Linked DNA regions of Homo sapiens: region 1 is linked to region 2. Evidence: chromatin contacts called from ENCODE Hi-C or POLR2A ChIA-PET data. All regions are on one chromosome and are shown on one strand. The core of a region is the stretch at or near the end of the contact, and the rest is flanking DNA. Distances in the headings are between cores, read along the strand shown.

What was found. Hi-C counts contacts between places; a loop is a spot of excess contacts on that map. ChIA-PET counts read pairs that join two places held with the same protein, here RNA polymerase II (POLR2A). Pooled maps may share reads with other maps.
Region 1: a loop to region 2 is called in a pooled map, with 2.2 times the contacts of the local background. The contact joins two enhancer-like sites. A Hi-C loop is called at or near these places in 7 of 168 maps with a recorded cell type or tissue (B cell, CD14-positive monocyte, CD4-positive, alpha-beta memory T cell and 3 more), 16 of 37 single-sample maps with no recorded cell type and 17 of 50 pooled maps. POLR2A ChIA-PET finds 5 or more read pairs at or near these places in 21 of 52 experiments (B cell, CD4-positive, alpha-beta T cell, GM12878 and 14 more).

What each region holds. Positions count from the first base shown.
Region 1 is chr12:4,250,658-4,254,311 of GRCh38, forward strand. The region is part of intron 1 of CCND2-AS1 (CCND2 antisense RNA 1); the gene reads right to left. Among named protein-coding and RNA genes, the nearest start is that of CCND2, 21 kb to the right of the region's middle. Within about 2 kb of position 2,122, at least 2 of the 41 ENCODE cell types and tissues checked have a DNase peak (open chromatin) inside an H3K27ac peak, as active enhancers do.
Region 2 is chr12:4,213,388-4,216,936 of GRCh38, forward strand. No RefSeq gene overlaps it. Among named protein-coding and RNA genes, the nearest start is that of CCND2, 59 kb to the right of the region's middle. RefSeq lists an enhancer at 1,702-1,921. Within about 2 kb of position 1,969, at least 9 of the 41 ENCODE cell types and tissues checked have a DNase peak (open chromatin) inside an H3K27ac peak, as active enhancers do.

The DNA of each region.
Region 1 (3,654 bases), core at 872-3,371, 37 kb after region 2:
CCCCAGCTGCTGCTCAAACAGAAACCTACTTTTGCTTGCCTGGCTCTTGGTGGAGCTGTTACCTACATCCCCTCTCCTAAAGAGCAGCCCTTCTCAGAGCTGAGGGCTGAGGTCCCATCAGCCCTTCCCTCGGGCTTTCTCCTCTCCCGAGGACCATGTTCTGCTGGCCTCCTGGAAGCCATGACTCGCCTTTGTGCACGGCCCAGCACAGAGAAGCCAACCCTCGAGGGGACTTTGAGGTCTCCCCTGGCAGGGACCCAGGCTTGTGGCTGCTGTGTAGTTGCTGTCTCCACCGCCTCCACCTTCCAGAGCTGTAGGGGACACAGCTGCCACTGGCACCCCTTCCCAGTTCAGCTCAGAGACTTTATTCTCAGGACCCTGGCATTCCACTCTGGGCCATCGCGGGGGATTTCAAGTGAAAAACAAAACAGAACAAAAACTGAGGAATGTCTTCCTCGGTGAAACAGAAGCCCAGCTCTGTCACTTACTAGCTGGGTGACCTGGGGAAAATTACATGACTTTTCTGTGCTTTGGTTTCCCAATGTATTAAACAAGGATAATAGTAATTTCTATTGCGCCTGTTTGGAGGAGTGAGTGAGTTGATATAAAGGATGCGTTTAAAACAGTGCCTTTTACAGCATTAGGGAACTATTGGCATGTTGTTCTTTTATAGTGGTTAAGGGTGCAGGGTACTGAATCAGGCAGACGGTGGAGACATCAATTCACCTCTCTGAGCTTCAGTTTCTTCATTTTCTTAAAATGAGGGTAATGACAGTACCTACCCGTTAGACTGTGGGAGGACCAAATGAGGTGATGCACGCTGGTGGTTTTATGTGAATGATTTAGCGCAGTCCTTGGCATGTAGTGAACCAGAAAAAGGCTTACACCTTTAAAAGAAAGAAAGAAAGAAAGAAAAATCTTGAAAGAACAAAGGAAGGAAGGGAGAGAGAGAGAGACCAAGAGAGGGAGGAGAGGAGGGAGGGAGAAAGAAAGAAGGAGAGAAAGGGAGGGAGGGAGGAAGAAAGAGAGAAAGAGAGAGACAGAGAAAGAGAGAAAATAAAAGATAGAAGGAAAGAGAGAAAGGAAGGGAGGGAGGGAGGGAGGGAGGGAGGAAAGAAGGAAGGAAGAAAGGAAGGAAGGAATGAAGGAAGGAAGGAGAAAGGGAAGGAAGACAGGGAGGGAGGAAGAAAACCCTGGCTGAAAAAATAATGACCAAACTCATTAGAGATCTAAGACAGGCAACCCAGCCTCCAAAATGCAGCTGGCTACAACAGCGCCTCCAGTCTGCAGCCTCCTCCAGAGTGGTCTCCACGCTGGGTTATCCTCATGCCCTCTTACTGTTCCTGGTCTGGGGTCTTGCACATCATAGCCACTGAAGTAAACAAGTGTCAGATGAACAGCATGTTTAAACATGTCTACTCAGCCCCCAGGAAAACAGGGGAGGAAAAAGAATCCTTTTAGAATGTTACTCTACTTGTTCAACACACAGGGTTCTACCATCCAAGAGGTGGCTGTGTGAGGGTGGCAGAGATGGCATGAACCAGCCACCGGGCTGTTGAGGGTAGTAGTGAGTGCCCAGGCTTTGGCTTTTGAGAGACTGTGGTTCATGTCTTGATTCTGCCCATTTCTGGCTGCAGGATTTGGGCAAGTTTCTTAATCTTTCTAAGCCTCAGTTTCCCTCATCATAAAATGGAAATTGTAAAACTTACCTCATTAAGGAGTTGTGAGAATTAAACGAATTATTTGTAAGATACAGACAGTGCCTGGTAGAGGTAAGTGCTTCATATATTTGGGCTGTTGTTGTCAACCCTGGATTTCCCAAAAACCTGAAGACAGCAGGGCATTCTGTACATTAAGTTTTAGGGAAAATCTTGTACCTTCTTAGTTTTTCTGGTTGTGGGGCAGGAGAAAAGGGGTGTGGTCATGACCTGAGCCCCTGGAGTGCTTCTGCCCAGCATCAATGACATGTGCCCACCCTGCTTTGGGGTCATTTTGCTCCTTTGGCTGCAACTGTCATTCCCCTCACCATCAACACCCCCTCCTTCTGCAGAGACGGTGAACACGCTGGCATTGTTCCTTCCAGCCAATGGCTTCTCTCTGGCCTGTGATTGGTACCCCCCAGATTCCAGTGCAATCCAGGCATCCCAGCTATGTCAGCGTGACTCAAATTGTGTGTGCCTGACATCCACATGGCCCCGTAGAAGGCTGGCTCCAGCAAGAGGGCATTTGGAACGCTGCTGAATGCTTGATGGCTGCCAAGTTATCTTTTTGGGGTTAGGCCATTAAAGTTGCATCTGATGTTTTATGGAACAAACCAAGATAAACTGCATGTTGAAATCCATGAGACATGAAGAAGATTTTTACAGATGAAGACACAACGGCAGCTAAAGTTAGGTGGGTTTTTTCCCCCTCAAAACTTTGTAGTTTTTCTTCCACACGGCTATTTCAAAGCAGAAGCAATCCTCAAAAGTGAAGCATAGACGCTGCCATAGTAACAGGTTCAGCGAGACCTGGAGCTGCTGGGGCACCTGGAAAGAACATGGATCTGTCTCTCCGCTCTCATCATCCCAACCAGAGTCGTCTGCTCCATTCCTAAATTCTCTACTCAACTTTCCTCACGTACCCTGACGAAACGTCCTTTTCTGTGCAAACCTAAATTTGTCCTGGTGCTTTTTAATGCATCTCCCAGCCCTCTCTATTCTCATGCTACTTGCAAGCGACCAAGGAGCCAGTCACTCCACCCAATTCCTGGCCCTCTGGGCACACTGTGCACCTTCCGACTTTTGTTCCTGGGCTTTGTCACCTTTGTCCAGAGCACCCTTCCTTTCCACTTCTGCCCACTGTTCATCCAAGCAAATGGTCCAAGAAGAGTCCACTCAAATAACAGGCATACTGCCAGGCAACGATACGATAAGAAAGATTAGCAGACCAAGTATCAGAGCCTTTTAACCCTTGAACCCAGGACTCAAGCACACCTCCTCCAGGCAGCCTTCTCAGTCATCCCCTCGACTGAACCCCTCAGTCTCCCTCTTTTTGCACTCCCTTAACCTTCAATTGACCCCCGTCTCCCTAAGTAAAAGCTGTGTGTGTGTCTGCTTCCCTCCAGACTGTAAGGCTGTTGAAGATGGAGACCTCAAGATGCTCATTCTCTTTCTTGGACCACTTAATTGATAGAATCAGGACTTCAAGCTCTTTCTCCTTCCACTGGCACTTGAATGCATAAAGAAGCAAGTGCGACGATGCTGATGGCACATTATGTATACAAGCAAACAACTGGTGAAGGAGGGCCCCCAAATGCCATTAATTATGGGAAGTCGTAAAATTCTGGCATATCCTTGCTATTGAAAAGCATTCTGCACTTAAAATGAATGAAGTAGATGTATATGTACTGGCATAGCAAGACTCCAAGAGATGATTATTCACTGAAAAAAATCAAGTCACAGAACAATATGTTTGGCATGATCCTATTTAGGTTTTTAAACTGTTAAGTTCCAAAAAGAAAACCATCAGGATCTCTCTGATGTGACTGAGGAAACGATGAGTTATCTGAAAATGTTGGGAAAGTGAGAAATCATAAAAAATGAATCATACATACCATACACATTTTATTTAAAGTTAATGTACATTTATTTACCAATCTCTTGGTAGCAGTCC
Region 2 (3,549 bases), core at 719-3,218:
AGCCTTAGTTACCCCATATATAAAATGGGATAAGTGACACGTGTTGTTAAAGTTCACCTTTCATCGGACCCCAAAATGATTCTAGAGATAGAGAGCAGATTAGGGGTCGCTTAGGGCTGAGGAAGATGGGGCTATAGGAGGCTGATAGCTAAAGGGCACAGGGTTTCTTTCTGATGTGATGAAAAAGCTCTAAAATTGACTGCGGTGATGATTGCATAACTCTGTGAATATACTCAAAAATCACTGAATTGTACACTCTGAATGAGCGAGTTGTATAACACGTGAATTGTATTTCAACCAAGCTGCTATTTTAAAACACTTAGCTCAATGAATCATTGCAAGATGAATAACCCATGTAACCATCACCCAAGTCAGGAAATGGAATATTCTAGAATCCCAAAGTCCACCTACCGCCTGCGAGGACATGTATTTTTTGTTTGTTTGTTTAGTCTCCTGTCCCCAGAAATCTTATGGCACATCTCTGAAATAGGTCATTTGGTGTGACTGGTATTAACTTCCACTGGGTCTGCAAGGAAACATGGTGGCCTCCCTGGTGATCCTTCTCATGAAACACAGAGTTCATTCCTAGCGTCCTATTTTAAAAGGGATACTGGCAAATCTGAGCCCATCCCAAAGGTGTGTGAACAGATGAGGAGATCTAGTGTTCACATGAACAAAAGCTGAGGATCCAGGTCCACATAGCCTGGAGAAAAGATTTCTGGGGGACCGAATTGTTGTCTTTCCATAGTAAAGGGTTACCACATGGAAGTGAAGGCACCTGTGCTTTGTCACCCACAGGGCAGATCTAGGAAACAGGAGATGGGGCAGTGCCAACATGTATAGTGTCCAGCATTACATATGGCACGTGACACACAAATACCACCAGAGTCATTTATCAAGGGCCTAGTACATGTCGGGCTTTGCGTGTTCTCTCGAATCCTCACAAAGACCTTGTCAGATGGGTATAATAATCCATGTTTTGCAAAAGAGGAATGAACTGGGAGAAGAAGATTTGCCAATGGGGACAGATGAGACAGTGTGGCCCTCTTAGGCGCCAACATCTTTATCCTGCATTAAATGAACATGCAAGCTTGTCCAACAGACAGGCATCAAAGGCTGTTTAGAAGAGAAGGGAAAAGAAATGGAGAGGGAGCAGGGGACCTCCCAAGCTCATTGCAGGTGTGTCCCTAAGAACTCCAGAGGCCCGGCCAGGTACAGTGGCTCACGCCTGTAATCCCAGCACTTTGGGAGGTGGGCGGATCACGAGGTCAGGAGATGGAGACCACCCTGGCTAACACGGTGAAACCCCGTCTCTACTAAAAAAATACAAAAAAATTAGCCGGGCGTGGTGGTGGGCGGCTGTAGTCCCAGCTACTCGGGAGGCTGAGGCAGGAGAATGGCGTGAACCCGGGAGGCGGAGCTTGCAGTGAGCCGAGATTGAGCCACTGCACTCCAGCCTGGGCGACAGAGCAAGACTCTGTCTAAAAAAAAAAAAAAAAAAAAAAAGAAGATGATGATGAAACTGAGGATTAGGAAGGTTAAGCGACTTGCCTGGACCAAGATCATCAGCTGCATGAACCTCTTAACAAAATGTTGGTCTAAAAAGCTATGTCAGGCTTATTCCTGGTTCCTCGTCTAAGCTGCTGTGACATTCTTCACACACGTCACCCTTTCCCTGGCCTTAGTTTCCCAATCTTTGGGCATGGGGCCTGAGCAGAGGGCTGTATAGCGGCTTGAGCAAGTGGTCTGGCGAGAAGAAAGTGCCTTCTGAAATTGAGTCTGTTCTGTGGCAGCGTTTGGGTGGAGCCCCCGATTTTGGCCCAAATTGCGCAAATAGTTGATCATAAAGAAGATTAAACAGACAAGTGAGATTTGCGCCGGTGGTCTCAAGATGGGACAAGTTTGTTCTAGATTTGAAAGTCATGCTTCAGTGCTCCAATGTAGCAAATTTTCTGTCCCTGGGGCTCTGGGGAAACCCTTGTGTAGTATATTTGCTTTCAGTTTCCTTTGACAGAGGTAGGGAGCTGGTGAGTGGGGGAAACATGCCCTTTTTCTAGGATCCCTCAACGCTTAATAGACGTGCAATCACCATCATCCAGCAAGGGCGTTGACAGCTTCTCAACTTCTGAACATTCACCCAGCAACCCGCGCCATGCCCCTGCGGTCTGGCCCTTGTCCAGCCTGCTGAGCCTTCTCTGTCAGAACCTTCATAAAAACAGGAACAGGATCTCTGACGGCCCAGAGGCTAACTCTGTCTCCTTTCTTGCCCGTTTTACTCTGGGCCCTCCCACGTGCCCACCAAACGCTGAAGGGAAGATTTTCTTAACTCAGTAAATGGCCACACATGTGTCTCGCTTCTGCAGTTCTGGCTTGGAGAAGTTTAATGTCTCGGGGCTGGAATAGCCTTGGAAGTCCTCAGGTTTATCCCACTGCCTCTGGGTTGACCACGTCGAGAGCTCCCCAGGACTCTCTGCCTCCCCATGTTTCTTAAGCCCACATCTGTGCAGAGCTTGTGGATCCTCAGTCAGATCAACCAGTCAATCTCCAAAGCTGCTCACCATCTAGTGCCACTGAGAGCCTTAATGCAGATATAGATGATGACCTGGTAGCTCACATGTACTACCCAGGGCTTTAGAGAATATTCAAAAAGTGCAAGTCCTTGTATGACTCAGGATGTGTCAGGTAGGTAGCTCCCGGGAGACAGAGAGAAGGCGGGTAGCCCCTCCATTGTGTGTTTAGCTCTTTCAACAATCCCTTGTAAGGTCTGTTAAATTATCTTGAGCACACAGCTCATTTTCTCAAATAAAATCTGTTCACTTTAAGGAAGAGAGATGCTTTATCTTCCCTCCTATTATTCCTGGCATCAAACCTAGCAAATAGTAATAATAATAATAGCTATGAGTTATGACTGCCTACTCTGTTCCAGACACTGCAAAAGGAACTGTAAATACATTAGCTTACCTTACCTTGACGAGAATTCTATGAGTCAGATATTGTTACCATTTGAAAGACGAAGAATGAAGGATCAGATTCATTCAGTGACTTGTTCCATCCTGACCTTTCAGCCTATAGCTGATGGAATCAGCATTCTAACCCAGGATAATCTGAGAAAAGGCTGGATAAGTCAGGATAAGCCAAGCTATGCTGCAGGTACAAGTAAACTCTAAAGTTTCCGTGGCTTTGTATAATAAAAGTGTATTTTTCACCCACGCAAAAGTGGTTGCAGATCTGAGTGCATCTCCAGGGTAGTTTTCCTCCTTGTGGCAGCTCAGCTACCCTTCCCTTTTCCCACCCCAACATGGGGCCTCTATTGTCAATCTACCTGAAGACAAAGGGCTGGAGCTTCACGCAGGGGCTTCCATGCTTAGGGCTGAAGATGACCTGACTGTATCACCACCAAACACATTCCATTAGCTAGTCATTCACAGGGCCCCACCTAACTTCAAGGAACCTGGGAAAGTAGACTTCTCTGTGCCCAGGAAAGAGGAAAACCAGGTATGGAGAAGCCCTAGTAATCTCTGCTACAAAAGCCAACATGCTTTCTACCAT